3 separate regions of the Homo sapiens genome follow, and regions 1 and 3 are each linked to region 2. The links are chromatin loops, found by intact Hi-C in ENCODE. Cell type or tissue: GM12878. All regions are shown on one strand.

The links. Peaks named below come from ENCODE experiments on the same cell type or tissue, not always from the same donor. Only the 100,000 strongest peaks of a DNase experiment are listed, where the experiment ranks them.
Region 1: a loop joins it to region 2, with 4 times the contacts of the local background. A loop is called at or near these places in 11 of 110 quality-filtered maps.
Region 3: a loop joins it to region 2, with 3 times the contacts of the local background. A loop is called at or near these places in 3 of 110 quality-filtered maps.

The regions. Positions count from the first base shown.
Region 1 is chr5:17,221,349-17,229,348 of GRCh38, reverse strand. All of the region lies in intron 1 of BASP1 (brain abundant membrane attached signal protein 1), which reads right to left. Among named protein-coding and RNA genes, the nearest start is that of BASP1, 7.7 kb to the right of the region's middle. RefSeq lists enhancers at 69-148, 1,269-1,769. In GM12878, no CTCF peak of the experiment used is centred here; DNase peaks (open chromatin) are centred at 308, 4,218, 5,815 and 6,916; H3K4me3 peaks cover 4,587 bases; H3K27ac peaks cover 5,051 bases.
Region 2 is chr5:17,312,236-17,320,235 of GRCh38, reverse strand. No RefSeq gene overlaps it. Among named protein-coding and RNA genes, the nearest start is that of LINC02111, 71 kb to the left of the region's middle. In GM12878, no CTCF peak of the experiment used is centred here; DNase peaks (open chromatin) are centred at 1,455, 2,545, 3,065 and 5,045; H3K4me3 peaks cover 1,693 bases; H3K27ac peaks cover 1,797 bases.
Region 3 is chr5:17,422,353-17,430,352 of GRCh38, reverse strand. The region is part of intron 1 of LINC02217 (long intergenic non-protein coding RNA 2217); the gene reads right to left. Among named protein-coding and RNA genes, the nearest start is that of LINC02218, 18 kb to the left of the region's middle. In GM12878, no CTCF peak of the experiment used is centred here; DNase peaks (open chromatin) are centred at 3,822 and 4,790.

The sequences.
Region 1 (8,000 bases), 91 kb after region 2:
AGTACAGCCATTTCTTCCTTTTCGGAAGGGTTTTCAAACCTTATTTAACAAGACATGCCACTGCTCACAGGTGCCTTTTCCTCTCTCAAGCCTGGAACTGTGTAATTAGCTAGGGAAGTAGTTAAATGTGTTATCAGAATCAGATTTAAGTGGAAATGTGTCCCCAGCCAGTTAAACCTCACACTAACCACAGTGCACGTTAGTGTCCTCAAACATTTGATTCTATCTGTGGATGCTTTCTCTACCTGGTAAACTATGCAAACAACTGCTAACAGGTCAGGGCTTGCTGGTTTGCCACGCTGTGTGATATCCTAAGAGTTTTGTTTTTTTTTTAATAGGTATACATCTCTGAATTCTCACCCCCTTCCAACAGGAAGCACACTCAACTCAAAACTGGCTTGGGTTTCTTCCACTCCCCTTAGAAACAGCAGTAACATTTTTTGCAGCATTACATCATTCTGGACTTCTTTGCCCTTTTTCTGAGATTCCTGGCTAGCTCACTGAAGAAAAGACAAAGAATCCCGCTTTAGTCGTATGCTTAGCCAATGCGGATCAATACAGAAATGAGACTCACAGGTAGGAACTACGGATCTAAAGAAAGCAAGTTAAAGGAATAGTGTTTGTACGTGTGTCCCAATCTGCCAACTGGTCCCTCTATCCATCACTTCCTTCTCCCCTTAACGTGGCAGTATTTGTTGCTGGAAACAAGGATATGGTCAAAGAATACATTGCTAGTCACAGCATTAAATTTCAACAAGGTGATTTGATTTAAGCAAGAAGGGCTAATTAACACGGGTTTGGGGTGAGGTGGAGAGATATGAAGCTTGTTGGCTTTTAAATTCACTTCTTTGTTAAATTCACTTTTAAGTTAAATTCCCTGCATTTAAGAGTTAGTTAAGTTAAACATAACAACTTAGAAATATTCATAGGACTCCTTTCCCATTAAGAATTCATTTCATTTAACACTACAGTTCTTACCGTAGTGGAACCATGTTACCATTCCATTGGATAGTTACCTCTCTCTGCATTGTGGTCAGTTGAGTTCTCTTACGATGACCCCCTGTACCTGTCCACCCAGAAAACTTTGGTACAGATGAAATCAAAGCCCAGGCTCTCTGTCTGGATGGCAGAAATAAATCCAGTTACAATAGAAAAGTAGAGGTGAATGGAATAAGCCACTTATGTCCTGTTTTTGTCTCTTCTACCAATGAAAGGATAACCAAACCTTCAATGAGACTTTCCATCAGTCAATCATCGGGTCAGATGAGGAAAACTAGTAACATGCAGCTGTGAGTCAGAAAAAGAAACACATACCTGGGAAGCATTATCAATCTTGTCTTAACAACCTTCTGGAGAACATTGGTACAAACACTTGTTACTATCTGCCTGAAAACCAAACATTTGAAAATTCTGGAACCAGGTTTCTAAAGTCCAGTTGGGTGAGCCTTGGGAAATATGAGCTTGGGTTCTCAACAACAGATCACCAGGGCTACTGAGCAAAACCCAGTGCCACAATAAACCTCCTGTCAATAGGGTGGCATTCACCCTGTTTACCTGAGGTTGGGTGATTATGAGAAGCCTTTGGAGGCACTGTCATCACCAATTGTTAATCGAGATTCTTTCTTCCTTAGAAAAATGAGTTATTGGCCGGGCATGGTGGCTCACGCCTGTAATCCCAGCACTTTGGGAGGCCAAGGAGAGCAGATCACTTGAGGTTAGGAGTTTGTGACCAGCCTGGCCAATATAGTGAAACCCCATCTCTACTAAAAAATACAAAAAAATTAGCCGGGCATAGTGGCGGCACCTGTAGGCCCAGCTACTTTGGAGGCTGGGGCAAAAGAATTGCTTGAACCTGGGAGGCGGAGGTTGCAGTGAGCCGAGATCGTGCCACTGCACTCCAGCCTGGGCGACACGGCGAGACTCTGTCAAAAAAAATATTGTATATATATATATATATAAAAATTAGTCAAGCTTGGTGGCGTACACCTGTAGTCCCAGCTACTAGGGAGGCTGAGGCACGAGAATTGCTTGAACCCAGGAGGCAGAGGTTGTGGTGAGCAGAAATTGCGCCACTGCACTCCAGCCTGGGCGACAGAGTGAGACTGTCTAAAAAGAAAAAAGGACGGGTGCGGTGGCTCACACCTGTAATCCTAGCACTTTGGGAGGCCAAGACAGGTGGATCACGAAGTCAGGAGTTCAAGACCAGCCTGACCAACATGGTGAAACCTTGTCTCTACTAAAAATACGAAAAAATTAGCTGGGCATGGTGGCGGGTGCCAGTAATCCCAGCTACTCGGGAGGCTGAGGCAGGAGAATCGCTTGAACCCAGGAGGCTGAGGTTGCAGTGAGCTGAGATTGCGCCACTGCACTCCAGCCTGGGCGACAGAGCAAAACGAAAAAAAGAAAAAAAAAAAAAAGAAAAATGAGTTATTCAGAGAAGATTCCAGGACACTTTATCTAATCACAGTAATAATGGCTATAGTAAATACCCAGGTGATCATCTAACCTCACCCTGCCTTCTGGGTGCATTGCAGAATTAAGGAGTGGGAAGTCACTCCAGAACTCTCTGCCTGTCCATCTAAAGTCAATCTGATTTCTCTACATTTTCCTTTTCTCCAATCATCTTACACCTAAGGCAAATACAGACACTGTGATCCTCTAATGAAATAGCTGAGAACATTAGTAAGGGTTAAAGACAGCAAATATTCCTACAGCCTCTACAGTTTCCAAGGCAAGCTCAGAGAAGGACAGGAGACCATCCTATGAAGACCCAATAACTCCGAGGAAACCTTTCTTCTCTGTCTCTTTAAGAAACAGCTAGTTCTCTCTGTCAGTGGATACTGTTTTCCCCCTTTTGATACACTATTTCCCCCATTAGATCTTGTTACTATTTACCTTGGTTATTGTATTAGTCTACGTGGTAATGGTGTTTTGAATAGACTGTCAAAGGAAAAATGAAGTGGGTCTTTTCAAAGTCACTTTGCCATGCAATTCAGGAAATTTGTAATTTAGAAAGCTCAACCAGGAAAAGTTTTTATCTAACAGCTATTTCTTCATAAACTTAAAAAAGAAGTATTTTTCTCTAATAGAACCACAGCTTTTCTTTAAAAAGACAAAGAAGTTTTAATTTTGGTTTATTTTAGGAATATATCCATTTCTGAATCTACGTAAGTGTAATAATTAAAAGCATTATGAAAATAAAAGTTACCTATTAATTGTGGGTTTCTCTGGAAAATGTAAATTCAAACCTGCTCTTATTGACCTCAATATGTCATTTTAAATGTGAAATTAAAATTGTGTCTCATCAAAAACTAAACTTATCACAGATTATCCAAACACAAATGCACACAGTTTACATTTACCAACATCAGTTTCAAACATCCCAATAGTATGCTTTAGAAAGTGTTTTAGCATCTTAAGCACTTATGTTCCATATTTTAAGGACTACTTCAGAATCTAACAGATTTTTTAAATCCTCTAAATCACCCCAAATACTATAAATGGTAATTTTAAATAAAAAAGATTAAACATCCCGTTGTATGCAGCTCTCAAACCAATAAGCCAGATAACGCTAGAAATCGGCATAAAAGCTCTCCATCCACCACCTGCCACGACAACGTGCACACTGGATCTGCCAAGAGGGCCCCGAGCATTTCAGGGGTGGGTGGGATGCCTGACTGCTCCGCTTGCTCTATAGCCCCCAAATAAGTCTAAAGCCAGCTGGCGTTCTTTTCAAACACATACCCACCATCGCCAGCTTCCCAGCCCCCAACCACTGTGCATTTTGGGAGAAAAACAAGGATTTAACTTAAATTTTAGAAAAACTAAAGTTTAGTTTTATGAAGAAAGTTATTTCAGTGCATGCCATATACTTTTTGGCATATAAAGGAAACCACGTGCACATAATGTAAGAAGCAGAAAGGAGTAAGTTGAGGGGAAGATGGCCTGTGGATGAAGTGGCAGCAGGTAGTGACTGCACCGTCCCCCTGGGGCATGTGTGGTGTATTAAAAGGCCGAAGAGGTCTCCTCTGGGGGAGATCATGAGACGGATATAGGATCCAGACTGGTTTTTTTTTTAATGGTTCTAGGGTACAAAAAAAAATGGTAGAAAAAAAAGTTTTACGTTGCAGACAGTGAGTAAGAGTGACTCAATTAGACATTCTCTGCTTCTCTCTCAGAAGAGAGGGGCAGCAGGAGTGAGGCTTTATGGGGAAATAACCTGGGTTTCCACGCAGCCCATAAGCAGCTCGTGGGACTCTGAGCAACCCACTAACTTCTCTAAGATTATTTTGAGTTCCAAAATGAGTGTTTAGTCATGAGCTTTTAAACCTTCTGCTCCAAGGAAAGTACTTACAAAGGACTGAGGTTTCGATAGTGGTTAAAAGCAGCCACTGGCTTTCTGTAAGTGGATCCTGCGTGGACGCGGAACAAAACAGATTGACCAATTTAGGCAGGACTTGGTTTATTTCTAATCAGGCAACACTAACTACACAGTGGCAGACGGTCTGCTAGAGCCTGGTCCATATCTCAGAGCAAAATTGCAGATAAGTAAGACATTTGGGGTTATGACTTCCATCTGCAATGTCCAAGGAGAAACGTGAAAGTATCAACCAAATCCACATTTATAGTCCTCAGTAAGAGCAACCACAATCATCATACTAGAAAGGAATGACTTAAGGTATTAGTCTCCATTCACTATGACAAGAAGCACCTCTAATCTACAAGCAATTTAACGTAATACTGATGAAATATTAGAAGTATACACTGGATCTCTTCCATAAATAATTTTTCATTGAAGAAGTTAGTATCGCTCTCTCTAAATTAATACTGAAGATGTCAATATGTGAAAAGGCTACCCATTTTATTCAAGAGCCCCCCTTCCCCTTTTTTCCCCCCCTGAAGAGTCCATATTACCTAAGATAAAATGGCCAAGGCTTAGGAGAAGTACAGTGTAGCTCCATCTACACGGATTGAAATCCTAGGAAACTTTTTAAAAGACATAACCACTATATCTAAAATCCCCTTCCTTACAGTGAACACCTGACAGATAGAGTAAAATATATGACTTCCCTCCAGAATCCGTAAGATACAAAAACCTGTTTAAGGAAGCTGTTAAACAACAATTTACCCAAAATGAGAGTGAATTCACCTTTGCTCAACAACAAAGTGTCCAGAAGGACAAAAGCAAATCCTTGGGCATATCCCTGAAGTAAATGTCTGAAATGTTAAGACCAGTTCCAGAATTGATCCACCCCAAATAGCTGAAATTCCAAAGACTTTTTTGTTTTGTTGTTCAGAGTTCCTGATTTCTAAGGTCCCCACGGGGATAATTCCTTCCAAAGATTTGTCAATAGATCACAACATCTTTACATTCCTACATAATACAACTTTCAGTTTTACTCCAGGTATGGAGGCGGTGGGCATCTGATGCCTGTTTGGCAGGGGCAGGGTGGAGGTAGTGGGAATAATATGGAATGTAAAATACCTAAGTTGGCTTATCAACCTTAGTACTAATGACTTAGACTTCTTTCAAATGCTAATGATACATCTGATTCAAGACACAACAAAGCTAAGGATTTTCAGGAATCTGAATGAGTTACATCTACACCCAAGGTCATACAGCTAATCAGGGTGAGTCCAGGTCTCAACATATCAAAGCAGTAATCCTGTCTCTGAAGTTCCAAGGACTTTCATTTTTTTCCTTCAATTAAAAAAAGTACAAATTCAGTATGGAGGCTGGGTTGTATTAACCTACCCACTTTTGAAACTTAGTCCACATGAACTACTGACGTATTTAGCGTATTCTTAACCACACCTGGAGGAGTTTTCTAAACCGCAGACTTCTATATTCTACCTACTGAGCAAGGCACCACCATTGGCCTGTCTTGCAATAATGGTCTCTTTGAAACAAACATATGAGTAGCTATAGATGAAGGATGCAGTAAAGAAAACTGATATTCACACTCCTTTAAAAAGATGCACTGAATATAAGGAGGCATTGTCCTAAGTGCATGACAATTTTGTTTAATACTTACAGTAACCATGTATCACAATTCCCATTTTCTAAATAAAATTGAGGCACAGAGAAGGTAAGCAATTTACCAAAGATCATACAACCAGTAAATGGCTGAGAGAAGATTCGAACCTGGTGCTGTGGCTCCAAAGTCCATCCCCACCATGCCTAACCCTCCAAATCATGCTTTCTAAATATTATACTCCCTACACAATGTACAAATTGCTGAAATATCTACTTCAAACAGAAGTTCAAAACACAAACCAATGAAGTCCAGTCCTGCCTCCTTCAAAACGAACCAAAAAAAAAAAGAGTTTATAAAATGCTTAAGTGATAAGGGGAAAATATTGTGTAAATGCTTTGCTTTCTCCACTGCACACCATTTTCCTATATTATCCTGAAGTGTTTCCTTATGCCCTGGGCCCCTGTGGTGCTTGCAGATGGTTTCTATTTCTAAATCTCTAAAGCTTTCAGGAATGTATTCCTAGACTTCCAAGCCTGCTCAATCACCACCTCTCAGCACTGACGGCCTTGTTGAGTCAAAAAATCTCAGCTTTCCCTATTTTTGTTCAAAAATGTACTGAGTATGGAAAGTCTGTAAAACATTAAGAAATAATTTTTTATGTTATTTAAATCCTTAGGGTGCAGAAGAAAAACACACTATTTCATTCTCTCTGCCTCCCATTTCATCCCATTTCTGACTTCTAGAGGGAAAAGGAGAATGCTGTTTTAATCACACTGCTTCCTTCTTAGGCTTGTGGCTCCTCAAAATTACAATTGAACTATATTCTGGTGAGAAATGGACTCTGTATGGTTGATTTTTACTCTTGAGAGCATTTACCAGACATCTGTTCTCATGTGACACTTACCTAGACGTCTGCCTCAAAGGCTGTGGCTGGAAAGGCGTTTCACAAAAGCCTTCCTTTGGCAGGCTGGGCACTGCTGTGGTTTCAAGACTACCCTTGTATTTTCTCAAGAGAACTTAAATGCCACTTCTTAAGTTACATAAGTATAAGTATAAGCAGACCTGGGGAATTCAAGGAAGGTGGCCATCTTGATATCATGAAATCCACTTTCAGGCTAATTCCCATATAATACAGAATTTCAAATATCTACAAACACAAGGACAGAAAATAGGAACCATGATATTTGGTCCCCTTTAGGATTGAGACATCCTACTTCTAACTTAATACTCCTGGGGTCCCCCGGGCTTCATTAATCAAGCTGGAACAAAAATACAGCTGAATATACTGAAATTAGTTAGTGATGTCAATTACACTGAAAGTGTTGATTGACACTTTCAGTTGTTGAAAACACTTTCAGTGTAATTGATATCACTAATTGAGACTGAGAGGTTGAGGAGCCCTTCAGAGCCAGCCATTCCACACTTAAGTCATTTTTAGATATCATATGTAGTTCTTATTACAACCCCAAAATAGGAATTATTAGATTCTTCAAATCCAGTCTTTATACGATTTCCTGAGAAACCACTCCAAAAACATTACCCCAAAACACATAAAGAGTACTTTATCTTTCAAAATATTCTATTTGCAACCTCACAGTTCCTTCCTAATAGTTGTCCACTATAATTAAGCCAAAGAAAAAAGCTCATGTTCACTGGCTTATCTAATGTCTTAAGAGATACAATAAATTTAAAGGATTAGATATAATTAGAGAAAATTTGATATAACAATAAAGATTCCATGCCCATTTTCAGAGAATATTCAAGTTGTCTATATATCTACTCAGTGTTTTTCCCCAGCAGTTACCTGGTTTCCAGGGTACCAGCTAAGACCATCATTAAGAAGAGAAAGAAGATGTGAAATAAGTAGGTACAAACTACATTAAGATAAAGGTCTGGACAAATCAACGCATTTCTTTCAACAGAATCAGATACCAAGGGCAATTGCTTCTGACAAATAATAGTTCACAGGTCTTCTTTGGATATTTAAAAAAAAAAAAAAAAAAAACATTTACAAGAGATCAC
Region 2 (8,000 bases):
CATCCTCTTTATTTATTTATTTATTTATTTGCTTACTTATTTATTTATTTTGGGGACAGGGTCTCACTTTGTCACCCAGGCTGGAGTGCAGTGACACCATCAGGGCTCACCACAGCCTCAACCTCCTGGGCTCAGGTGATCCTCTCACCTCAGCTTCCTGAGTAGCTAGGATGACAGGCACCTGCCACCACACCCGGCTAACGTTTTGTTTTTTGTTTGTTTGTTTGTTTGTTTTTTGTAGAGATGGGGTTTTGCTATGTTGCTCAGGCTGGTCTCAAATTCCTGGGCTCAAGGGATCTGCCCACCTCGGCCTCCCAAACTACTAGGATTACAGGCATGAGCCACCATGCCTGGCCATGCTCCGTCCTCTTTATCTGTGCAGTCTTGCCTGTCCTGTCCTGCTTCCTTGCTTCTCAATAGCACTTTTAAAGAGGCAGAGGAAAGAATTGAAGGACGTGTCACTAATTGTTTCTAAGTGGTAAACAAAATCACATTACTTTGAAACACGGACTTTCTCTCCATTCATATTTAAGAAATTTTGTAAGGAAGACTGAAGTAAGAATTAAAAGATCCATAAAATCCATATCCTGTGATTTGATACGGCTGAGAGTGTTGTGGCTTACAATTGTCTTCAGCCACTCGGGAGGAAACAAGGCCATGTTCTTTGCAGGATCCTGAGACCTGCGTTTTCAGCACGTGCATGGAAGCGATATCTAAGAGACTGAAATAAAAGGGATAATTCCAACATCTTCTTTTTTAAGCGAATTTTCCATTCATGTATTCCTATTGTCACTATGGAATCACTCTGGGGGAAGTGTACTTGGAAATCTGTCTTCATTTTCCATTTTCTTACCTGAATACATAAAAACCCTGAGGTTTGGATAGTATTAGTAAACCAAACTGAGAAAACAAACATAAAAAAGGATACTATTTTCTGGCCGGGCACAGTGACTCATGCCTGTAGTCCCAGCACTTTGGGAGGCCAAGGTTGGCAGATCACTTGAGGTCAGGAGTTCATGACCAGCCTGGCCAACATGGTGAAACCCCATCTCTACTAAATTAGCCCAGCATGGTGGTGCATGCCTGTAATCCCAGCTACTCGGGAGGCTGAGGCACAAGAATTGCTTGAACCCAGGAGGCAGAGGCTGCAGGGAGCTGAGATCACTGCACGACATTCCAGCCTGGACAACACAGTGAGACTTTGTCCCCCCCGCCACCCTGCCCCCCAGAAAAGAAGTCTAATATTTTCTGTATTACCTGGTAATAAAATTCAACAATTTAAGATAAAATTATCTATCTGCTTTACTCTTCTACTTTCTAATACCAACGAATTTTCAGGTTGGTTCATGGTTATGGTCACTCAGTCAAATGAAAGTCCTTGCCTTCCTTCATCTCAGTAATCATCGTTGCCAGACATTTAGCTTCCCATTGAATCTGTTATAAAGATCACAACACAAAAGTCACCTTCATCTTTCACTTCCCTTATGGAACCCCCCTTTTTGTGGGTCTAAAAAAAGACATCCTTCTGCTCTGAAGATCAAGAGCAGAAACCATTCTTCTTTTTTTTTTTTTTTTTTTTGAGACGGAGTCTCGCTCTGTCGCCCAGGCTGGAGTGCAGTGGCGCGATCTCGGTTCACTGCAAGCTCCGCCTCCCGGGTTCACACCATTCTCCTGCCTCAGCCTCCGGAGTAGCTGGGACTACAGGCGCCCACCACCACGCCCGACTAACTTTTTATATTTTTAGTAGAGACGGGGTTTCATGATTTAGCCAGGATGGTCTCGACCTCCTGACCTTGTGATCCGCCCGCCTCGGCCTCCCAAAGTGCTGGGATTACAGGCATGAGCCACCGCACCCAGCCTTCTTCTGGTTCTTAATTAGGGCACTATTCAGTCTCCCTAGTTTGGATGGATGGAATGGGATGGATGAAGAGAGAGAGAGATATATCAGATGGACAAGGGATGGATGGACGGATGGATACATTGATGGGTGGATAAAGCAAAAGTAAGAAAATGTTAAGAATCTGTTAAATCTAGTCGGGTGCATATACAGGTATTCATTGGACTATTCTTTCAACGTTCTGTATCTTTAAATTTTTTCATTAAAAACTTGCAAGAATAAAAGGTCATTGGTATAAACACAACAAAGGCCTTTTTCACAGTATTGCCATCTTTTCTCCTCCCAAACTACTCACGCCTTCCCATCATCTCTTCACCTGACACTGCCTTCTTCTTCTCGTCCCAGGCAACAAGGAAGTAAAACAGTTTCCTGCCTCTCACTGTGCACATTCAGAAAGTTGCTCTCTGTAGAGAGAAAATTTTGTCTAAAACAAAATTTTTACTAATAATCAACCGTGATTTTTGTTGAACTGTAGACCTCCACTTGTATTTGTTGCCATTTGAAATTTCCATAGTGCTGTTTCTTCTACACCCTTTATTGCTGAATCCGGAACTCAAGCCAGTCCTTCCCTCCTTATAAGACACACGTTCGTGCACACACACAAACACACACATTCAGTTCCCCCTCCTCCACCCCCACTCGGCTACACTGAGTCAAAGCCCAGCTGGCCCTATTAGAACGGAAAAGGAAAGCAATGAAACAGACCACACAAATATTCTAAGACTGGCTCCTTGGAAGGAAATTGAGAATTCATTGACATCTCCCCAGGGAAAAATAAGTGAAATTGTGTCATTGTCAGACACTCACATAACTAAATTAATGTGAAATTAAAATCAAAATGAAATATTCCTCTTCATGTTAAAAGTAGTTCACTTAAGTAGTCCATGTACAATTGGCCGCTCCTGCAGCACATTATTAAGTGATTTAAAAGATTAATTTTAACACAGATCACAGTTTCAGTGGTGGTTATGCTAGCATTAAGCAAATAAGCATACTGTCCCAGAAAGAAGCTGATGGTTGCAGGGCAGAAGCATCTTGTCTTGCCACAGGCAGTACAATTGCGTTCATACTTCTTGCTTCAGTTTGCAGTGTGTGTATGAGCCTTTAATTCATGAAACATTAGGAGAGGATCTTTTTCAGGAAGTGAGAACCCGAAGTTGACAGACACATAACCTCATCTAGAATGACAACTAACGAGTTCCTAAACCACAAATATTCATTTCAACAATTTGCAATAATCTACCGTGTGCATGCCAAAGCATTCTAGACAGAACAAACAGTAACAGGCCGGCCTTTGCCCCACAGCATGTTCCTCTAAAAACAGATCCATAATCAAATGCTAAGAAAATACATGCCCTCAACCCTGAAGCAAAAATGTGAATGCAAGCTACACGGGGTAATGTTCCCTCTGGACAGACACCAGTAAATCCAGTTTGCATATGAAAATCGAGGCTTCTTTGCTTCCCTGCACACGATGCTAAAGTGAAGGTCAACAATCTCTTTGACCCTGAGTTCCAAGAAGATGGGAGACTATCAGTGACAACGAATGACACAGACTGAGTCCTGGCCTCAGATGGGAATGAGTGTGGGGGGGTGGGCATGGAGACAGAGGAGGAGGATGAAGGAACAAAGGATTTCAAGCGGGGTCAGCAAACTCTTTCTGTAAAGGGGCAGATAATAAGTATTTTAGGCCTTTGGGCCATATGGTCTCTGTTGCAATGACCCCAGTTTGCTGTTGTAGTGCAAAGCTATAAGTGAATAGGTGGAACTATGTTCCAATCAAACTGTATTTATGGACAAACACTAAAACTTAAATTTTATATAATTTTCATCTCTCATGAAATACTATTCCCCCTTTTTTAACGTTTAAAAATATAAAAATCATTTCTTGCTCACCAGCTGTACCATATCAGTCAAGAAGCTGACTTTGCCCATAAGCCGTAGATTGCAGACCCCTGATTTAGAGCATTGATTCTCAGACTTGAGCATGCATCAGTCATGTACATTGATGAGAGCAAACACAAATCCTTGGGCTCTGCCCCAGCGTTCCTGATCCCACAGGTCTGGGATGAGCCTAACCATATGCATTTCTTACAAGTTCCCAGGTGATACTCATGCTACCAAGAACACAAATGGAGAACTATGGTTTAGAGACAAAGTAACAAGACGGAGAAGGGAGGAAAGAAGTGCCCATGGCCAGGCGTGGTGACTCATGCCTGTAATTTCAGCACTTTGGGAGGCCAAGGTGGGTGGATCGCTTGAGGCCAGGAGTTCAAGACGAGCCTGGCCAACATGGTGAAATGCCGGCTCTACTGAAAATACAAAAATTAGTCGGGTATGGTGGCGCATACCTGTAGTCCAGCGACTCAGGAGGCTGAGGCAGGAAAATCACTTAAACTCAGGAGGTGGAGGTTGCAGTGAGCCAAGATTGTGCCACTGCACTCCAGCCTGGACGACAGAGAGAGAGAAAAAAAAAAAAAGGGCCCACGTTGGCCAGGATGAGTCAGCAATAATCATTTGTTTGGGCCACGTAGAGCTGTTTCATGATCCCCAAGAGAGACTTCATTAAAAACAGCTTGCCTTGTATAAACATAAATAAATAACTCTTCCTTCATAGTTGATTCTCTTTGACACAGAAATATGAAAACCCCTATTTATAGTGTCTTTTGCACAGACACACATGAGCATTTAGCTAAATGGATCTTTAGATGGGGCACCCATCATCAATCTCAGAGTAGTAAAATTCTAGGTGAAGTAAATTAATTTTTCCTCCATCTGGGTAAGACTTATTTAGGTAAATAATGAGTAAAATAATTCTTTAGTTGAAGATACTTCATCTACTAAAAGAGCTAGTGCTGGTAGGTACAGACTACTTAAGTAACCAGGTTTTCCACATAAACAGATTTAAAATTCACCTGGGAATTGGTTTTACTCAGAGGTAATCTGACACCCTTCCTAAGGAACCACCCTAATTCTGGCTGTTTTACCCCAATCTGTGTATTGCTCTCATATGGCAATTGAGTGTTGCTTGTCACCACTTATCTCCTTAATTCAACCACAACAGCTGTTTAGTAGGAAGTCTCTTGTCTTTTCATTTACAAGCTTCTCAAATGAGCATGATTAGAACAAACATGACCTCAATTAAGGATGTTATGTTTGGGGGTTTTCGTTTCGGGTTTTCTTTTTTTTTTTCTTCCAGTTTCTTATATTCTAAGTGGTCTTGATTTGTGTTTGGTGTCATCCAGGTGACACTCTCTACTATTCTAGTATCTTTCAATGTTGTTTGCGACAGTTTCGTTTCAGAAGTCACATCGATGATAGAACACAGAATACTAATCCTGTCTAACAAGTGTAATTTGATCTCCAATTCAATTGCTAGTAGCAGGCAACCTCTCTGACCATCTCCCAATAGATGTGCTGGAGTCTTCTGGATTAATCCAATTCATCAGTTGATTGTTGGGGAATATTCAACCTAGCAGGCAGGCATCCTTAATGCTTTATTACTTGATAAGATATAAAAATACTTTCCAGTTAAATATTTTATCTTACGCTATCTCAGACTTATTATTAATTCAAGATCCCTTTCACAATTTAGCAGTTATATCTTTTTTTTTTTGGAGGCAGGATCTCTGTGTTAGTCCCTTTTTGCCCTGCTGATAAAGACATACCTGAGAGTCGGCCACGGTGGCTCACGCCTGTAATCCCAGCACTTTGGGAGGCCAAGGCAGGCAGATCACAAGGTCAAGAGATCGAAACCATCCTGGCCAATGTGGTGAAACCCCCTTTCTACTAAAAATACAAAAATTAGCTGGGTGTGGTGGCAGGCACCTATAGTCCCAGCTACTCGGGAGGCTGAGGCAGGAGAATTGCTTGAACCCAGGAGGTGGAGGTTGCAGTGAGCCAAGATGGCACCACTGCACTCCAGCCTGGCGACAGAGCCAGACTCTGTCTCAAAAAAAAAAAAAAAAGACATACCCAAGACTGGGCAATTTACAAAAGAAGGAAAGAAGGAGGTCTGTTGTTTTGTTTTCTTTGTTTTTGAGATGGAGTTTTGCTGTTGTTGCCCAAGTTGGAGTGCAATGGTATGATCTCGGCTCACTGTAACCACCTCCCAGGTTCAAGCAATTCTCCTGTATCAGCCTCCCAAGTAACTGGGATTACAGGCGTGTGCCACCATGCCCGGCTAATTTTTTGTATTTTTAGTACAAACAGGGTTTCACCATGTTAGAGCCTGGTCTTGAACTCCTGACCTCAGGTGATCCACCTGCCTAGGCCTCCCAAAGTGCTGGGATTACAGGCCTGAGCCACCGTGACCAGCTGAAACTCTGATTTTTAAAACCATCAGATCATGTGAGACCCATTCACTATCACAAGAGCAGCATGGGAAAGACCCACCCCCATGATTCAATCATCTCCCACCAGGTCCCTCCCATGACACAGGGGAGCTACAAGATGAGATTTGGTTGGGGACACAGAGCCAAACCATATCAGTCTCTGTTGCTCTGTTGCCCAGGCTGGAGTACCCTGGCGATCTCAGCTCACTGCAACCTCCTCCTCCCAGGTTCAAGAGATTCTCGTGCCTCAGCCTCCCAAGTAGCGGAAATATAGGCGCGTGCCACCACTCCCAGCTAATTTTTGTATTTTTAGTAGAGACCAGGTTTCGCCATGTTGGCCAGGCTGGTCAAATTCCTGACCTCAGGTGATCCGCCCACCTCGGCCTTCCAGAGTGCTGAGATTACAGGCACAAACCACCCGGCCCAGCCTCAGCAGCTATATCTTGCATGTCCACCCAGCAACTGAATAAACATTCCATATATGCTAATATAGGGCCAGCTTAATAGATTACCACCAATCAGCCATCTGTGTCATATGCCATCATTCTTCCTGACATCTCTGAATTACAAACTCAACCAAGAGTTCCAGTAATGAATCTAGAAGGTTACTTTTTCACATTTTACACCCTGTAAATTTTATAGAAAAAAAAATGAGGCCTAGAGAATTTAATTTGCACAACAGAATAATAGTTACAAAGATTATAACCCAGTTCTCACTCTCATTCTGCTTATTTGATCCAAGTGAAGAATACTATCCAATATTCACCCACAGTTCCTCTAGGTAGGGATGGGAGGAAGTAGGGAGTAAATATTATTACCAAGGAGAGAGGGAAAAGAAGAATATAGATATATATGTATATAATCGTAAATCATATTTTTATATATAAAGAATACATATAATTTTAAATATTATTAAACAACACAAGAAAAAGTAAGTATGGAGAAAAATAATCATGCACATTTCAAAAGAATACAGAAAGTGGGAGGAAAATTACATTCTCTATGAGAATAAGGCAGAAATATTCCCCAAAAGGAGAAAAAACTAAAAGGGAGAAATTACTCATATATTGGTCACGTTTATATGGTAACTTTTACACTTTTTTAAAAAGTCAACCCCATTTTTGTTTTCACTGAAAAATAGTATGTGTCCTGCAGTATATACTCAATAAATGTTTGTTGAATTGAATTTAAATTATTTTACTTTGGCAAGGTTATTTCTTTTTCACAGTGCTCACAGGGAAAATCATTAAATAGATTTTTATTCTGCCTTTCATAAGAGTCTTCATAGTGCTGCTCCATTTGATTTTTTCTTTGCAAGATTATCGTGTTTTGCTTTACTCTATTGTAGCTCCCTTTTTGGCTTCTATACTAACACTGCAAATAAACAGACCTGCCAAATCCTACCATCGCATTCCAAAGACTTCAGCAAACACGTCAAGTGTCTTGAACGCCACCAGCTTCTTTAAGAAGCCAGTTGAACCTTGATCTTTGTTAGTAAGATGTTGCTGTTGTTTCATTTCAAACACCCCAGGCAAAGAGGAGCAGAGTTCTTGCTTGGACTTCAATTCTGTGTTTGTGTTCATGTAGAGTTTGCAAATGCCTTACTCATCTTTAGAAACAAATATTCTTTAGAACTCCAATTGGAGAAATCATTGCAATTAGACCTTTTGAGAGGTGACAGCGTGCTAGCAGTCCTCACAGCCCTTGCTCTCTCTTAGCGCCTCCTCTGCCTGGACTCCCACTTTGGTGGCACTCGAGGAGCCCTTCAG
Region 3 (8,000 bases), 110 kb before region 2:
GATGAGTTCAGGACTCTGGGCTCCCAACAGCCATCAGCCAGCTCTTGGGTTCGAGCTGCATGTGAGGTTCCCTGCCTCCTCAGTTGTCCCTCTTGCTGCTACTATGGTGCTGTCTTTGCTCTGCAGCACCCGCGGTGGCAGGCAAGGTTTATGCTGTGGACCCCCTGCTGCTGAAACCCAGGGCCATCCCCCATCCCTCTGCAGGCTGCACCATAGTGCTCGAAGGTGGCTTCACCCACCTCCTCCAAGGGCTTTCCGGATTGTTGTTCTGCAACACCAGCAGGCTCTTCCAATCCATGTTCATTCTTTCCTCCAGCTGATGTGATGACTGTGCCCTCCCAGGTTAAGCTGAGCCAGATAAGGGTCAGGGATTCCTTGCCTAAATGGGATCACTCTTCTTGCTCCACCACTGGAAACAGTGTGAGGAAACCAGGGGTGCAGTCAACATGAAAAGAGATCACATTTTAGGAGTGCTGTGATTACAGCCTCAAGGGTTCAAGAGAAGACATGGTTGGAAAATGTGTTGTTCTATATTTATACCATAAAGTTCCAAAGGGTAAATTTACCTGACCATAAAATAAATGACTGTGCACATTTTCCTGCATACTCTGTGCATTTGTGGTCGCCTTCAAAGAAGCACCGGCACGACCTCTGAAAAAGCCATCAGAAGCCAGTATTCACAGGCAGCAGGATGGATGGTACAGCATCATGAGTAATGATGTAGCCAGCATGAAACAAATAGCACTGGGGACTTTAGAGGCAAGAAGAGTCAGAACGTCTCAACACAGACAGGTTCTGACAAGCTATAGGTCTTGAATAATAACAAGATTGCCACCCTTTTCTCACAGTGGGAGATATGAATTACTCAGGAACAACACATTTGACAATAACTAATATGAAGAGATGATTCCTGGATCCAGAAGGAAAGAGGTGGTGTCAGGATGCTGCAAAGAATTATCAAGTAGTCTGGACAATAAACAAATATATCAGTACCTCCTTACCCATCATTCTTAATCTTCAGTGGTCAATCACTAAACCTTGTATATGTTTAAAATTTTGCAAAGCATTTTTCAAAGGAATTGCTTGTATAAATGAGAGACCCACAAAAAAAAATACTTGCCCAGAGTCCCACGTATCCTAGTGTGGGCCCTAAAGAGGTAGGATAGACACGTTCTCAATGTCCTAATTCTAAGAAGGGCATCACAAAGCGTGAAGGTACTCCAAAGACAACTCTGAGTTTTTCTTACATCTTGATCAATTCCCATTGACTTTTAAGCATTGTAGAAAGTAGAAAAATTACAACCAGAAAATGTGTCTGGAACACAGGCAGATACCCACTGAAACTTGAGACCAGAGTAAGAGAGACTGACTTCAGCTCAAAACAGTGAAGTCTCCAAGGCCTCATGCACACACTTTGAACAAAGAAGAAAATATGGCTGTGCAATTGCACAACTTGAGGAATAGCACATGGGGGATAGGCTGCCAGTCTAGCTAGAGAAGGAAATATACAATCCCATTACTGCAAGCTAAGAAGAAGGACAATTCATCAAGACAAGAAGGTTCTGTGGCAGTGTCTAAGGAGTCACTGTACTTTATTCAATAGTAAAAAAAAGCTCGGAAAAAAAGCTGATCTGTTTTCACAACTAGGTGAGCCCTAGTCACCTGTTCCTTGGAAACTGCTTCATTTTCTTTCTGCTTCTTTTGTGCTACACCCACGTTTTCTTCCCCTTCCCCGCCAGGTCTCCTGTTCTGCAGGATTAGAGCTGAGCCCAAAGCGGTATGTTCTGTTCCTCCCTGGCAGCAACACTTCCACATTCGGAAGTGCCAACCTATGCGCAATTCTTCTCATGTCAGTTTCATTGTTCTTTCCCTCCTTCACTTTGTGATAATTATGCCTATTGGTATCTCCATTTATTTTTCCAAAGAGCACTAAGAAATGTATAACCCCAGAGCAACAGAAGCACAACCCACCACTACTTCCTTTTTTTGGAGTCTTTGGCTTGGATCAAGTTACCATTTGCTGTATTCATATGCGGGCAGGAAGAATTACAGAAATAAATAAGTTAACCCTCACTTCAACAATGACTGGAAACCATGATTAATTCAAACAAAAGATATGTGCAGTGACTTTAACATTTAGAAGGGCCAAATTATGCTATCCTTCCTTTATTGAGTAAAGCATACTCTGCTAAGGAGAGCCTAATTTCTGTATTTCTGTCACTTAATAGGTAGTAGAGGATGTCTACAGCTTTTTTTGGAAAACCTCAGATATGACAGGGAAAAAGAACAAAAAAATTGAAGAAAACAAAGAGTACAGTAAAACTGTGAGAGGGAAAGGAGGAAACAGAAAAAAATGAAAGAAAGAGGTATGTCTGATAGGATGGAGAAGGAGTCAGTTCCATGTAGATTGAGAGACTCTTGGGATATGGTTATTGGCCAGATGCCATATATGTTGTATATGAAACTGGGATAACTATAGCAGAGGTTGTTTTGAAAATGAATTGGCTAATGGGAATTTGCTGCATGCCTATCTTACGCTATGTATAAGGAACATTTCAAGCCCAGTTGTTACACATCAGTACTTTCTCTTATTGTTACATGTCAGTGTCCCTCTTTACGTCACAGTGAGGGCTGGGATGCAGGAAAAGTGAAGCCTGGGTTCACCTAGCACAATACCCTTTTTTCTCAGCAATTCTATTAACATAACAACTGTGACAAATGTCATAATACAAATGCCAACAGACAGCTGGACACGGGGGCTCCTGTAATCCCAGCACTTTGGGAGGCCAAGATGGGAGGATTCTTTGAGCTCAGGAGCTCAAGAGCAGCCTGGGTGACATAGTAAGACCTCATCTCTACTAAAAATAGAAAAATAAAAATTAGCCAAGCATGGTGGTGCATGCCTGTAATCCCAGCTACTCAGGAGGCTAAAGTGGGAAGATCACTTGAGCCCAGTAGTTCAAGGCTGCAGTGAGCTCACACAACTGCACTCCAGCCTGGGTGACAAAGCAAGGTCACCAAGGTGCTGTCAAAAAAAAAAAAAAAAAAAAAAAAAGCCAACCAAAGAATTTGAACACATTGTTTTTATTCTGGCTTTACAAGGAATTTCAGTATATGAAGAGATTTCCTTGCTTAAATTATTTTGCTAAAATATTTAACTAATAGCTGGCATTAATGAGTGAGTGTGATGTTCTAGGTATACTTTCAGGTACCTTAAATGTAATAATTTATGGAAAGCTCACAATAGCTCTACCCTCATTTTGCTGATGAGGAGATTGAGGCTCAGAGGGACTAAGCAACCTTCCCAAAATTTCCCATCTGGTAAGTGATGAAACTGGGTTACAACCACAAAGCAGCTTATTCGAAGCTACTTTTGAACTCTCGGATATTCCAACACATTAAATCAATTAGCATCAACTAGCATCTTTAATGACTTTTTGATTTGGTTCTACTTGCTACATCTGCAGTCATCGTCATTCATCCACAAAATAAATACGCTTTCTCACTCTCCTGATTATTAAAGTGCTCTGTTCTCCTGAACTTGACAAAACCTGAATATTCATTCAGGAAGCAAATAACTGGTGAAATCTATTAAACCATCCAGAGACTCTTCCAGGCCATAGATCTGAAACTGTCATGGGTAGTTTAGTAATTTTTGAGAATCCACAATGCCTTTAGAACTGCACAGAAGATGAAAGAATATTATCTCTACCTCACCCTCTGAAAAAAGCCAGAGAAAAACCAGCAGAACTTCTTGTTCCTGTATCTGGTGGCACATCATATGCTTTTAGATATGATCATCGAGACAAGCAGAGTTTCAATTTTCTTTTTAAGCTCCACCCTACAACCAGCAGAAGAGAAAGTTTTCTAAATCACGCAGACCCATGTTACTTTTACAGTGGAGCTGGTGAGGGAGTAGGGTGCTGTTTTTAATTCTGGAAAGCAACACACACAATGGAAATCTGATCCTACAAAACCATACCTCTGGGATAGCATCACCTTTCAGTCTCATAACATTTAATTGCCTACATAATTCACACTTTTAGAATATAATTATGGGTTAATATCACATTTGCATACAAACTTCACACAGGCACAATAAATCAATTACAGCCACCTGAAAAATCAAAGACATGTCTCTGAGGTATCTACTTATCCATAAGCCTGTTTAGAAAAATTTCCCCTCCCTTTTTAGTTTGTCTCCAGGGCTAATACCTAAATCCAGAAGCCTGAACCATCCCATCATTTCCACATCTCTTTTACTCAAGGAGAGCTTTAAATTCCGTTTTAGGACTTTTTCTCAAACAGGTTCTCTTAATGGTAATATTCAAATAAAGGTAGGAATATTTCAATATTAATAACTAGTCTTTAGTGGGCTTTATCATTTGCAATTTACTACCTCATATATTTTTCTTGTAACACACCAAGCAACCCTGTGAAATGTCATGTGAGTGACATGCAATTATCAGCATTTTACACATAAAAAATGTGACCTGAGAGAGGCGATGTAATATTATTACTGGTTACATGGCTGGGAGATATTACAGTCAAGATTCATACCTAGGTTTTCCGAGGCTGAAATGTTCAGCAAAAATCCACTTTAATATGAATCAGGCCATATGTACATACATTTTATTAAACAAAAATCTAGAAAATATCCTAAGAGTAGATGTAAGCATTCCGTGAGGTATTTTCTATGAATTCAAGCATACTACAGCTACCACCACATAAAAGACAGACGTGAAACCAGACTCGAAATGAAAACCAACAGAACTATTTTTATTACCCACGCTTTGTATAAAAAACAAGAGGAGAAAAAAGCCTGAAGATCAAATGACAAAGAACTTTCTAAATCTGTCACTTAGTAACATATTGCTAAATTCTTGTTTTCTTTGTCCGCATATGTTAAAAGTCTGCCTTCTACAGAAGATTTTATATTCTTTCTCTCTCTCTTAATACTCTACCTTCTCGAGTGCAATGGGAGAATGACAGGGTGACTGATTAATACATGCATAATATCAAAAATGTGTAAGACATGTGTAAAGAGAATTTTTTTTTGTCTTTGACATTGCCTGTGTTCCTCCCATTTTTACTAATTTTTCAGGTATGAGTATTGTATAATGAAGATCCAGGATACTGCAAAGCCAATTAAACACAAAGGACATAACTTTCACCTCAGGAGATGCACACGTGCCCACAAAACCCGCCACTGAGCTGCCTCTTTCTCTATGTCTACATTTCAGACCATCTCTAAAACATTCGTGGGCAGCTCATAATTCTTGCCAAATCCATATTTAACCTTCTGCAGCCACATTAGTGGACATGGCTTCAGCATTCGTTGCCTAGAAAACAGATCAATAGGCTCTACATTTTGAAGGGCATCAAATCCTCCCGGTCAGGGGCAGAGAGGCGGTGGGCCTGAGAAGAGCCAGCAGCAGTCAGATTGAGCCTCACTGCGCTGCCTGCACCGGACGGAACAGAACCTTTCTGGGGCTTGCCGGGCATCCCGCACCTAGCGGGGGCTGAGTTGCTGTGCTTCTCCTGGGCACTCAGAAATGCATCAGCCTGGGCCAACAAATCAAAGCCGAAGCTCAAACTAATTACAGTCTGTGTGTGGCCAGGGCAATCCCAACAACTCCCATGATTAAACTTCAGAGGGGTTTCGAAACGTCTGCAGGTAGACACATTCCAGCCCAGCCGTCTTTTCTCCCTTCAGCATCTTCAACAAACTCTTGGGCAAGATTACAGGAGATTCTCCCTTTCTCTATTATATATTTCTGTAACAAGTTGAGTCTCTTTAAATGGTAAGCAGATATCCTTCTTATCAAAAAAAATGCTTAAAAATTACCTCCAGCTCAATATTCTTTTATATCATTGCTGTATCTGAATAACATGTTCAAATGAAAACTGTGTTGCCTCTGTTTGAGTCACAATCATTAAGGGCTGAGCTGCTTCCAAAGACCACAAAGAATGTGCTTCTCTTCAATTTAAATGATTATCTCAATGTGGAATATGAGTAGGTTTTGTTGGGGTCTTTGAAACCGTTTCTGAGTTACATATCATAAAGTCTGTGCCATTCACAGCCATGAATAAAATAAGTTGTAAATGAGTAAAGTGTAAAATTGCATGCACTGCAATTTGACCCTTTCATTCAAAAGATGAAAAATCTGGCTTAGTTCTGGAAATTCCTTCAATAGACTGAGTTGGAAAATTTCCACCAAACTAGATGTTTATTTTATAAATAAAACACACCATATCACACATCCAATGTCAAAAATGCTCTTAGCTCTACCTTCAAAGGCTACCTCGGACCTAACCACTGCTCACTCCTTCTTCTGCTTCCATACTGGCTCAAGCCATTCTCCCTCACTTAGGTCATAGACTCTTTGTGATTCCATGTAATTACATGGAATAGACATTCCTCAAATGTCGATTCCAAACACATGACCCTCTGAAAACATAAGTCAGATCATGTCAGCGCTCTGCCCAATACCCTGCAATGGTTCACTAGTTCCCTCTGAGGAAGAGCCAACACCCATAAAGGCCACCAGGCCCTCCTTGAACTGTCCCCATTAGAGCTCTCCTTCTCATCCCTGATCCGGCATAATGGCTTCTTGCTGCCCTCAATGATGCCTTGGCTGCAGCTCCTCTCTACCTAGAAACCTCTCCTCTACATATCTGCATAGCTAATTCCCTTCACTTCTTCAAATCTTTGCTCAAATTATCCCATTTCAGTGAGGCCTTCCCAGACCTCCCTATTTAAATGGTAACCAGTGCCTTTCTTTTTCCCCCACTACCCTACTCCACTGTTCCCTGTTGCCACAGCATTTTGTCTCTTCTGGGATATTATATAAATTACCATTGTATTATGGTGACTGTTTATCATCTGTCTTTGTTCATTTGGTTCACCTGTATATCTCAAATCACCTGGAACCATACTTGACCCATAGTAGGGGCTCAGTAAATATTTGATAATGAATGTTGAAAGAAAGATGAGTTGGAAATGGCTAAAATTATGCTATCCCTTACCAATATACCAATATACTCCATTGCAAATTTTGGAATTTCCTTTTTCTTACATACAGTTCTTAATATTGATTTACTTCCCCAACATAATCCACAAGGGAATAAAAGAAGATTCAATTCCTCTCTTTCTATTCCAACCAAAGTTACACTTTTTGAGGAGAAAAAGTGGAAAGTAGGCCTGTGAGCTCAAATTTTCTCCATTGTGCATAAATGTTTGCACATGTGTATCTGTTGTTAGAATGGCCTCATAAATTGTAACAGCAAGTCAGAGAAAGCCAAGTGAGCTATCCAAAATTCAACTGAATATCATCTTAAATATTCATCAGAGTTGTAAGGTCTTAAGACCATGAAAGAATGCAGAATCACACCAAGAAAAAAAATCTTTACCACTTAATAAAAACTATACTTTTAAATACCTTGAGATTCCATCAATTGTCTTTAGATGGTACAATGGTCTTAAGAAGTCAAGGAAAAATATATTTACAACTCTTACAAAACAAAAAAAATATTGAGTTCTATCAGGTGATCAACCTGGATAAAATCTGCAGATTTCTGTGAATAAAGAGAAGAATTGGGGAGCTATGTGTATGAAACATCAAGCCAGAGGAATGGGCTACGGGACCAAAGAGGCCCACCCTTATTACATTTCAAAGTCCATGAAATGACAACTGTAACATGGGGCTCCATGTATCCCATTGTGATCATTCACAAGACTCCCAGTCTTAAGTAACCTGAATTAACAGGGAAGGAGCCTACTATCTTCCATAAATTGGGAAGCATCTTTTAACCTTGGGAAAATATAGCATTACCAAATAAAATTTTAAGAGCCTGAAGATCTTGGCATATTATTTGTGTTAAAACAGAATCGAGAGGCCAGATGCAGTGGTGTGCACCTGTAGTCTCAGCTACTCATAGGACTGAGATAGAGGGATCACTTGAGCCCAAGATTTTGAGTTTAGCCTGAGCAACATAGC